Regions from separate parts of the Homo sapiens genome. Here region 2 is linked to region 1. The links are chromatin loops, found by intact Hi-C in ENCODE. Cell type or tissue: endothelial cell of umbilical vein. All regions are shown on one strand. Links, peaks and the distances in the headings refer to the core of each region. The heading gives the core; the rest is flanking DNA.

Region 1 (5,246 bases), core at 1-5,000:
AGGATTCCTGCCTCCAGTCCTCTGCTCTTTTCCCCATCTACGATGCTTTCCTCCTGTCTAGGTTTACTCATCCTTCAAAGTCTCAGAGCTTTCCCTGACCACTAAGCTAAAACCCTTTCTGGACTTCAGCAGAGCTATTTATCCTATGAATGCCCTTCACAGTTCCTTATGGTCTGGAATCAATAATTTAAAACAATAGGATTGTTCTCTCACTAACTCTTGAAGGCAGAGTTGTAACTCTTTAAGGCAGAGTTCTTATCTTGGATTTCTGACTTCCACAACCTGGTAAGAATACTTTTTTTTTTTTTTTTTTTTTGAGATGGAGTCTCACTGTCGCCAGGCTGGAGTGCAGTGGCGCGATCTCAGTTCACTGCAACCTCCGCCTCCCGGGTTCAATCTATTCTCCTGCCTCAGCCTCCCGAGTAGCTGAGACTACAGGCACATGCCACCACGGCCGGCTAATTTTTTGTATTTTTAGTAGAGACGGGGTTTCACCATGTTGGCCAGGATGGTCTCGATCTTATGACCTCGTGATCCGCCTGCCTCAGCCTCCCAAATAAAATACTTCTAAGCTCAATTTAGCAGGGTGACCTTAGTATGCATTTCATTGTTCACATATGAAAATGGTGATACCACCACTTGACTGCTGTGAAGCTGAGTAAAGCATGCCTCGGGTACTGGGCTCCACTTGGCCCATAATAGGTACCTCATACTGAATATAGTAGGTTAAAAAATGTTTTATCACACATTACACAACGAGCTGCAAGCCCTTCTCCCCAGTCTTGATTCAATAAGCCTCTGCACATCCCTCTTCATACAAAGCCTTGCCAGTCCATAATTAATAGTGGTAGTGGGTGATAGCAGAGCAAGCACATCCGTATCACAGAATCCCCACCTGGGGGTGGAAGCTTACACGTTTGGGTCTCAGCTATGAAACAGTTTCCTGTAAGCCATGATCACATCAGGATATATTATGATGACATGAATGCCAATCAATACTAGATTTAGGCCTGGCTCTGGTGGACGGTGTGTCTTAAATGTTCCTTTAGCAAAGCTGTCCAATTATTCCTCCCCTTCCAAGATCATGAGTCAGAATTTGACGTTAGAGGAGGTGGAGCCAGATGGCTAAAGAGAACCCTCCAGCGATAGTCCTCTGCAGCAACACCAAACTCAGCTATCCATGTAAGAAAGTATCTACACAAGAGCCAAAAAACCAGGTGAGAGATCACAGTATCTGGTTTAGTATAATAACAGGAAAAGACACACTGAAGAAGAGTAGAAAGGAGGGTCTCACGCTGCCTACACACCCCTCCCCCAACCTTAGGCAGTGCAGCAGAGAGAATCTGTGAGCTTGGGAGAGGGAAGTGAGTCTGGAACTTGCATTGGAACTTCACAAGGGAAAACAGCACCAGGCAGAATTCTGAGGCCCTGATTCCAGGCTAGAGCCCGTGAAAAGAGTATTAGGCCCACCCCAGATCAGAGGGGCATCTACCACCCCAGTGGGAGGAAACCAAGTCTGGGCCCACTTTACAATAGACTAAAGTGGCCTTAGGCCCCAAATAATTTCAGTGGCAGCCAGGCCATAGCAACCACAGCTCTGATACTGCACTGGTCTGGGAGTCTGTGGGTTTGGGGTGTGATCCAGCATGACACCAGCTGCCTCAACTCCAGGCAGTGCAGCATGGTGGAACACTCCTGCTTGGGCAAAGGAGAGGGAAGAGTATGAGGGACTTTGCCTTGGAACCTAGTACCAGCCCTGCCACAGCACCAGGAAGAATCCCGAATCCCCTAATTATAGGCTATTGCTCCCAAATGGCACTTCTAAACCCACCCTGGCCAAAAGGCAATCGGCCACCCTAGCAGGATGGACCCAAACCCCAGCCAGCTTCACCACTGGCTGACTAAAGTGGCCTTAAGCAAACCCCAGTATTGCATTGGTTTAGGAGGGACCCAGGGTGGTGCCAGCTGTGACAGCCATGGGAGTACCTGCCTTACCCCTCCCCAACTCCAGGCAACTCAGAGCAGAGAGACTCCTTCCCCTTGAGGGAAAGATAAGGGACTTTGCCTGGGAACCCCCAGGGCATTCTCTCTGATCCTCCCCAAGTACATCAGGGCTGGATATCTAGAAGTCTACAAGATAGTCACAGTGTAACTTGGCTTAGACTGCCCTCTAGTGCTGAAACAGCTGCAGTGACTGACTACACGCTTAGGGAACTCATCATCAGTCACCTTTCAATTTGTAGAAAATCTCCTGAAGATAGATGGGTATAAACAAGGGCAGACTGTGAAGACTGAAATAAACACCTAAATCTTCAATGCCCATAGACAGACGTACACAAGCACCAGAAAAGTTCAGAGAAATACAATCTCATCAAACAGACTAAGGTGCCAGTGACCAATCCGGGAGAGAGAGATGTGTGACCACTCAGGGAATTCAAAATAGATGTTCTGAGGAAACTCCAGGAACTTCAATGAAACACAAAGACTCAATTCAGAAATTTATCAAAGAAATTCAACAGAGATTAAAATAATTTTTAAAAATTCAAATAAAAATCCTAGAGCTGAAAAGTACAATTAACAGACTGAAAAATGCATCAGAGTGCCTCACAGAATTGATCAAGCAGAAGAATTAGTGAGCTTAAAGACAAATTATATGAAAATACACAAATAAAAAAAAAAGAATGAAGAACACTCACAAGGTCTAGAAAATAGCCTCAAAAGGGTAAATCAAGAGTCAATGGCCTTGGCCGGGTGCGGTGGCTCATGCCTGTAATCCCAGCACTTTGGGAGGCCGAGGCGGGCGGATCACAAGGTCATGAGATCAAGACCATCCTGGCTAACACGGTGAAACCCTGTCTCTACCAAAAATACAAAAAATTAGCCGGGCGTGGTGGCGGGTGCCTGCAGTCCCAGCTACTCGGGAGGCTGAGGTAGGAGAATGGTGTGAACCCGGGAGCTTGCAGTGAGCTGAGATTGGGCCACTGCACTCCAGCCTGGGTGACAGGGTGAGACTCCGTCTCAAAAAAAAAAAAAAAGAGGCAAAACAAAAATATAAATAGATATAATAAAAAGTCAAAATGTGAGGAGTATGGAGTTGAAGTGTAGTTTTAAAAGTTTTTTGTTTCTTTGTGATCAAAGTTAAGTTGTCCTCAATTTAAAATAACTTGTTTTAACTGCAAGATGTTTTTTATAAGCCTTATGGTAACCATAAAGCAAAAACCTATAATGGATATAATAAAAATAAAAAGTAAGGAATTTAAAGAGATAATCATTTATCCACAAAGACAGTAAGAAGAATGAAGTTACAAAACCAAAAAACAAAAAACGAAATAGCCGTAGTAAGTCCTTCTCTATCAGTAATAATATTGAATGTAAATGGACCAAATTCTTAAGACACAGTTGCTGAATTTATTAAAAAACAAGACCCAACGGTATGCTGCCATACAGCGTATAGTTCACCTGTAAAGATACACAGATTGAAAGTGAAGAGACAGGCCAGGCGTGATGGCTTATGCCTATAATCCCAGCACTTTGGGAGGCCAAGGTGGGCAGATTGCTTGAGATCAGGAGTTTGAGACCAGCCTGGTCAACATGGCAAAACCCTGTCTCTACTAAAAATACAAAAATGAGCCAGGTGTGGTGGCGCATGCCTGTAATCTCAGCTACTTGGGAGCCTGAGGCAGCAGAATCACTTGAACCCGGGAGGTGGAGGTTGCAGTGAGCCAAGATCATGCCACTGCACTCCAGCCTGGGCAAGAGAGCAAGACTCCATCTCAGAAAAAAAAAAAAAAAAAGTGAAGGGATAGAAAAAGACATCCCACACAAATGTAAATAAAAAAACAGGTTTAACTATACCTGTAACAGATAAAATAGACTTCAAGTCAAAAACTGGAAAAAGAGACAAATATCATTATGTAATGATGAGGGAGTCAATTCAACAAGAAGATACAACAACTGTAAATATGTATGCATCCAGTATCATCAAAGAAACCACATATATAAAGCAAATATTAATAGATCTAAAGGGAGAGACAGACTGCAATACAGTAATAGTAGGGGACATCAACGTCCGACTCACAAAAATGGACAGCTTATCTAGACAGAAAATCAACAAACATGGGATTTAAACTATACTCTAGACCAAATGGACCTAACTGACATTTACAAAACATTTCATCTGGCCAGGTGCGGAGGCTCACGCCTGTAATCCCAGCACTTTGGGAGATCAAGGTGGGCAGATCAGGAGGTCAGGTGATTGAGACCATCCTGGCTAACACAGTGAAACCCCGTCTCTACCAAAAAATACAAAAAAAATTAGCCGGGCCTGGTGGCAGGCGCCTGTAGTCCCAGCTACTCGGGAGGCTGAGGCAGGAGAATGGCGTGAACCCGGGAGGCAGAGCTTGCAGTGAGCCGAGTTCACACCACTGCACTCCAGCCTGGGCGACAGAACGAGACTCCGTCTCAAAACTCCAACTGCTACAGAATATACATTTTTCTCATCAGCACATGGAACATTCTCCAGGGGAGACCATATGTTGGGCCACAAAACAAGTTTCAACTAATTCAGAAAAATTAAAATCATATTAAGTATCTTGTCTGACCACAGTGGAATAAAACTAGAAATCAATAATGAGGAATTTTGGAAACTGTACAAATACATGGAAATTAAACATGATGCTCCTTAGTGACCAAAGGTCAATGAAGAAATTAAGAAGGAAATTTTAACATTTATTGAACAAATGAAAATGGAAACAATATACCAAAGCCTATGAGATACAGCAAAAGCAGTACTAAGAGGGAAGTTTATAATAAATGCCTACATCAAAAAAAGTAGAGATTTCAAATAAGCTAACGATCACCTCAAAGAACGAGAAAAGAACAAACCCAAATTTATCAGAATAATAATTATCAGAGCAGAAATAAATGAAACTGAAACTTAAATGAAAAGTTAGTTGTTTGAGGCCGGGCGCAGTGGCTCACACCTGTAATCCCAACACTTTGGGAGGCTGAGGCCGGCAGATCACAAGGTCAAGAGAACAAGACCATCCTGGCCAAAATGGTGAAACCCATCTCTACTAAAAATACAAAAATTGGCTGGGCATGGTGGCGGGTGCCTGCAATCCCAGCTACCTGGGAGGCTGAGGCAGGAGAATCGTTTGAACCCAGGAGGCGTAGGCTGCAATGAGCCAAGATCGCAACTGCACTCCAGCCTTGTGATAGAGCAAGACTCCATTTCAAAAAAAAAA
Region 2 (5,489 bases), core at 212-5,211, 670 kb before region 1:
AGCTGGACCTACAGTTCTGCCTGATTCCAAAGTTCAAATCTTAACCACTGCTAAAGAAATAAAGCGGTATATATACATATATACATATACACACACACACATACATACATACATACATATGTATATATATATATATACACACACATATACATGCATACATATATATATATATATATATATTTTTTTTTTAATTGAGACACGGTCTCACTCTGTTGCCCAGGCTGGAGTGCAATGGTGCAATCATAGTTCACTGCAGCCTCAAACTCCTATACTCAAGCAATCCTCCCACTTCAGCCTCCTGAATAATTGTGATCACAGGCACACACCACCATGCCCAGCTAACTTTTTATTTTATTTTATTTTTGTAGAGGCAGGCTCTCGTTATGTTGCCCAGGCTGGACTCAAACTCGTGAGCTCAAGCAATGCTTCTACCTTGGCCTCTCAGAGTGCTGGGATTACAGGTGTGAGCCACCATGCCTGGCCTCATATATTTTATAAATATGAAGGCTCTCTGTACCTCATCCCAAAGGGTGTGGTTTATTACCATCTCTCAGGATTTTACACACTCAGGAAACCCACATACTTCGAGTTCTAGGAACCAAACCCATAGGCCAGAATATGGCTGCCCTCCAAAAAGTACTGTGTGCAGTCTTTGTTGTGAAGTGCCTTCTCAGGGTGGCCCCAAGGTTTTCCCAGACTCTTCCATATTGGTGAGGTTCTGTGTGTCTCCAGGGCTGTCAGAGCCCTCATGCCTCAGCCATCCCTGTAAGGGCAGGAGGACAGGCACAGACAGGTAGACACTGACTCCCTTTCTACCTAGGTCACATGGCACATGGCAGGGCAGACAGGACCACATCCAGACCAGGGCTGTGGTCACCAGGGAAGTCCATTAAACCACTGCATTATGTGACATTCTCTAGAAGGCACCTGGGCAGGGAGGCCAGGGCAACTTAGGTTTAGGGCCAGGTTAACTGCCATGGCTTTTGGGGAGAGAAAGTGACCTAAAATATATAGATACAGGAATTTAATACAAATATGACAGCACACACTTGAATATGATTTGTAGGTTCTGACAACTCAGATGAACCTGGCTTTTCATGAAATCAGCGCTAACCAAAGCGGGCATGTATAGCAATGGGAGCCCTTTCCTTCATCCCAACCTAGATCATTCCCTAATCCCTTTTCTATCCCATCCCACTCAGAACTCAGCTCTCAAGAAGCTCAGTTTCATGATGACCTTGAATTTAATCTACCTTCCCTCGGTGCTTTAAGAGTATTTTTTCTACACTAGATTGATTTACAATGCCTTGTTTGTTTCTTTGTAAGCATTCTTGAGCCTTTCTCAGGCGTCTATGTCAAGGCTTTACCTAAACTAATTGTATTGGGCCACAGCTGTGCACAGGGTAACCAAGAATTCTGGTCTCCCTGGGACCATCCCAGGTTTCAAGTCTGGGCAAACCTCTCAGCCCCAAGAAAACCAAGAGGGTTGGTCAGCTTAGCTATGAAGCTCCTCTTCAGAAGCCTTTCCAGCTGGTCATAGCTAGAGCAGTATTGTCAGTAAGTGGTGTAGACCCTCACATGTGGTCCTTGGAGAGCAACAAGGTGTCCCCTGGGAGCTTATTAGACATGCAGACTCTCAGGCCCCACCCGGCCCTGCTCATCAGAATCTGCTCTTCAGCACAGTCCCTGGGGGCTCCTATGCTTGTCACAGTGGAGAACAGCTGTGCTGGTGGGGAGACTTCCTGCTGAGAAACACAGTGTGGATGACATCTGCTTTTGAGGCACACTTCCAGGGGAGTCCCCCATTTGAACTTAGCCCAAAGCTTTTGGGAAGCCAGTAAAGCACTAGACTAGACCAATTTGAAACCATCCTAACTGGGGCAGAGATCAGTGATAGTCTCCAACAAGGCTCAGGAGGGCTGCAGGCATGTAGGGCACCCAGCAGAGCCCCCACACAGGCCTTTTCTCTCTGAGAATGCAAGGGAAAGAGAGGAATGGCCTCATATCTGCTCTAATTATACATACATATATATATATGTGTGTGTGTGTATCTCTATATATACACATTATATTATATATATACATTATATTTTTTATATGTGTGTGTATATATATATATATATATATATATGAAATTTTTTTTTTTTGAGACAAGATCTCAGTGTTGCCTAGGCTGGAGTGCTGTGGAGCAATCACAGCTCACTGCAGCCTTGACCTCCAGGCTCAAGCAATCCTCCCACCTCAGCCTCTCCAGTAGCTGGGACTACAGGCACTCGTTGCTAGGCCTGGCTAATTCGCTTTTATTTTTAGTAGCGACGGGGTCTCACCATGTTGCCCAGACTGGTCTCAAGCTCCAGAGCTCAAGTGATCCTCCTGCCTCAGCCTCCCAGAGTGCTGGGATTACAGGCGTGAGCCACTGCCACGGGCCTCTAATTTGCATATAATGACAAATGATTCACAGGTGTTGGCACCTTAACTATTGTTAGCTAGAAGTTATTTTTGACACCTCATTTCTGATCTTAATACCCTGCAGTTCTCAACTTGGGTGTTTATCAGAAGCTCTATAGAGCTTGTTGTTGTTGTTTTAAAATGCCTGGGGCACACCTCATACTTCCTGATTCAGGGTCTGTGGTGAGGGTCCAGGTTTCTGTAATTTGGGGATGTCCCCGGGTGGTTCTGAGGGGCACCCAGGGACAAGGCCACCAGGAGAGGATCCTGCGCCGCGTTCAGCCCTGGCCTCTCGCTGCCATGCTGCCTGTAACCAGGTGGGGGCGCCCTCTCCCTCCTGGAGCTGAAGGGACAGCGCCGCCGCTCACCTACCTGGACCCGCACGCTCTTTTTTGCAGAGGGAGGGAGGTGTGGTTTATGAGTCTGGACTCCGGAGAACTCAAACCCTCGGGAGGCCTAGAGACTGCGCAGTGTCCGGATATAGAAATATTGACCCCGTTACTGAAACAGTAACAGCAGACTGCAGCTTTTCATGCACAGAGATGTTCCCGAAGGTGCCACGGGGCCTGTTGGCCCAGGCCTGGGAGTGCTTTCTCAGAGCCCTTCACTCTGCACTTCAGTTTCCGCCCCCCGCCCCCCGTCCCCCGCCCGCTATGACTTGACTTTGAGAAGAGCTCAGGTGAGGTGAAGGCTCAGTGCAGGACTGTGGGACTTTTTCTCATAAAGTGTCATGAAAGCTCCTCCTAGGAGCCTTTGTGGACACAGCCTCCCCTACGGTGCCCTTGGGGCTTTAGAGGTGAGCTTCCAGGGGCCGGGCGACCCGCACTCCCTTCCCTCTAGACCAGATGGAACTGAAGGCGCTGCGGCTGAGGAGCTGCCTGTGGAGCACAGAGCGGGGCACAGCGACAGAGAGGGCAGGCAGGGGGCCTGGCTCCAGCCCCGGCTTCCTAGGAAGTTGTGACCCTACGGCCCTCTCGGGACTCAGCTGTCCTTTCCATGTAGGATGGGTTGGTGCAGGTGATCTCCGCCTTGTGCTCTGGCTTCAGCAAGCCGTGATTCCCCGAGTGCTTTCATGTGGAGAAGGGTCCCTGTCCGCTAATGCCCCGGCAGAGAATACACGCAGGGCACATGCGTGCAAACAGACTTAGGACCCAGGTTCTGAGGAGTACGTTCCGGAAAGCTCATCTGCCCTTCTTCCCTGCTGGAGGCACAGGCCACTCCCACCCCAGCAATGGTCCCAACACTGGGGACTCTCACCCATCAATGTCCTTGATGTGCCAGGCACTGTGCAAACTCTTTGCACATGAATCTCACTCCACCCTTCCCACAACTCCATGAGGAAGTATCACTATCCCCATTTTGTTTTATCTTAGTTTTAGAAGACAATTTTTATGTCAGTTTAAGCTATCAAATGTACCAGGTCTGCTGAAATGTATAATTTTTGCCTTTTTCCCTGTTGGACTAAAATAGGGCCAATTGTGTCACCATTTGGCTTATAAAGTATCAAGCATTTTTCCATTAAGAATGAACAGATCACCGGGTGTGGTGGCTCATGACTGTAATCCCAGCACTTTGGGAGGCAGAGGTGGGCGGATCACAAGGTCAGGAGTTCGAGACCAGCCTGGCCAATATGGTGAAGCCCTGTCTCTACTAAAAATACAACAATTTGCCGGGCATGGTGGCGTGCACCAGTAGTCCCAGCTACTCGGGAGGCTGAGGCAGAAGAATTGCTTGAACCTGGAAGGCAGAGATTACAGTGAGCCCAGATCGCGCCACTGCACTTCAGCCTGGGTGACAGAGCAAGACCCTGTCTCAATAAGAAAAGAAAGAAAGAAGGAAGGAAGGAAGGAAGGAAGGAAGGAAGGAAGGAAGGAAGGAAAGAAGAAGAAGAAAAAAGAAAAGAAAAGAAAAAAAGAATGAACAGATCTCCCCAGCACTTTGGGAGGCCCAGGCAGGAGAATCGCTTGACCCCAGGAGTCCGAGACCAATCTGGGCAACATAGTGAGACCCTGTCTCTACAAAAAAAGTTTAAAATTAGCTGGATGGGGTAGCACATGCCTGTGGTCCCAGCTACTCAGGGGAGCTGAGGAAGGAGGATCTCTTGAGCCTAGAAGGTCCAGGCTGCAGTGAGCCAAGATTGCACCACTGCACGGCACTCCAGCCTGAGAGATAGATCGAGACTCTGTCTCAAAAAAAAAAAAAAAAAAAAAAAAAAGATGAACAGATCTCAAGGTGGGACCAAATTAAGATTGGATTTTAAATCATCACCAAGTATTTAACACCTCTTTATCACATAACTGATTACCCTTAGAGGAAACTGAACTCTTCTAGAACATCAGTTACAGGCATGATTCAGTGTGACAGTGCATCGCAAAACAATGAATTCTAGGGTTTTTTGGTTGGGTTTGGTTGTTTGGCTGGTTGGTTTTTGTTTAGTTTTGTTTAGTTTTGTTTTGTGGGATTGGTTGTTTTGTCTGGTTTTGTTTGTCAAAAATTCTGGACATAAATGGCTCAAGATTTTGCTTAAAACTGCTGGAGCATCATCAATATATATTATTTCAAACTGCACCCTCACCTGCCCCACCCACCCTTCAGCCTCTGGGAATGGGAGTTGGGTGCTGGATTTTGAGGTCTGTGAAAACTCTTGAACAGTGAGATCTGATGAGCTTCTAGACTACAGAACACATGGAGGTGCTGGAGGGTGGGTGCCCAGAGAGGACGTGGAAGCCCTACCCCCTGCCCCACCCCTACCTCGCCCTATCCATCTCCCATCTAACTGTTCCTGAGTTGTGTCCTTTATAATAAGCTGGTAAATGTAGTGTTTCTCTGAGATCTGTGGGCCATTGAATCTGTGGGCCATTCTAGCAAATTATTGAGCCCAAGGGAGGGGGCCATTGGAACCGCTAACTTATAGCTGTTTGGTCAGAAATACCTGAGACCCAGACTTGCCATTGGCATCTGCAATGGGGGCAGTCTGGTGGGACTGAGCCCTGAAAGTGTGGGATCTGACAGGAGCTGCAGCTTGATAGTGTCAGAATTAA

Evidence for each region. Peaks named below come from ENCODE experiments on the same cell type or tissue, not always from the same donor. Only the 100,000 strongest peaks of a DNase experiment are listed, where the experiment ranks them.
Region 2: a loop joins it to region 1, with 10 times the contacts of the local background. A loop is called at or near these places in 22 of 110 quality-filtered maps.

Annotation. Positions count from the first base shown.
Region 1 is chr1:212,366,006-212,371,251 of GRCh38, forward strand. All of the region lies in intron 7 of PACC1 (proton activated chloride channel 1), which reads right to left. Among named protein-coding and RNA genes, the nearest start is that of SNORA16B, 16 kb to the left of the region's middle. RefSeq lists enhancers at 1,100-1,685, 1,686-2,269. In endothelial cell of umbilical vein, for the core only: a CTCF peak has its summit at 2,181 (motif pointing left); a DNase peak (open chromatin) is centred at 2,156.
Region 2 is chr1:211,695,897-211,701,385 of GRCh38, forward strand. No RefSeq gene overlaps it. Among named protein-coding and RNA genes, the nearest start is that of NEK2-DT, 23 kb to the left of the region's middle. RefSeq lists a silencer at 3,070-3,129. In endothelial cell of umbilical vein, for the core only: a CTCF peak has its summit at 2,763 (motif pointing right); a DNase peak (open chromatin) is centred at 2,795; H3K27me3 peaks cover 496 bases.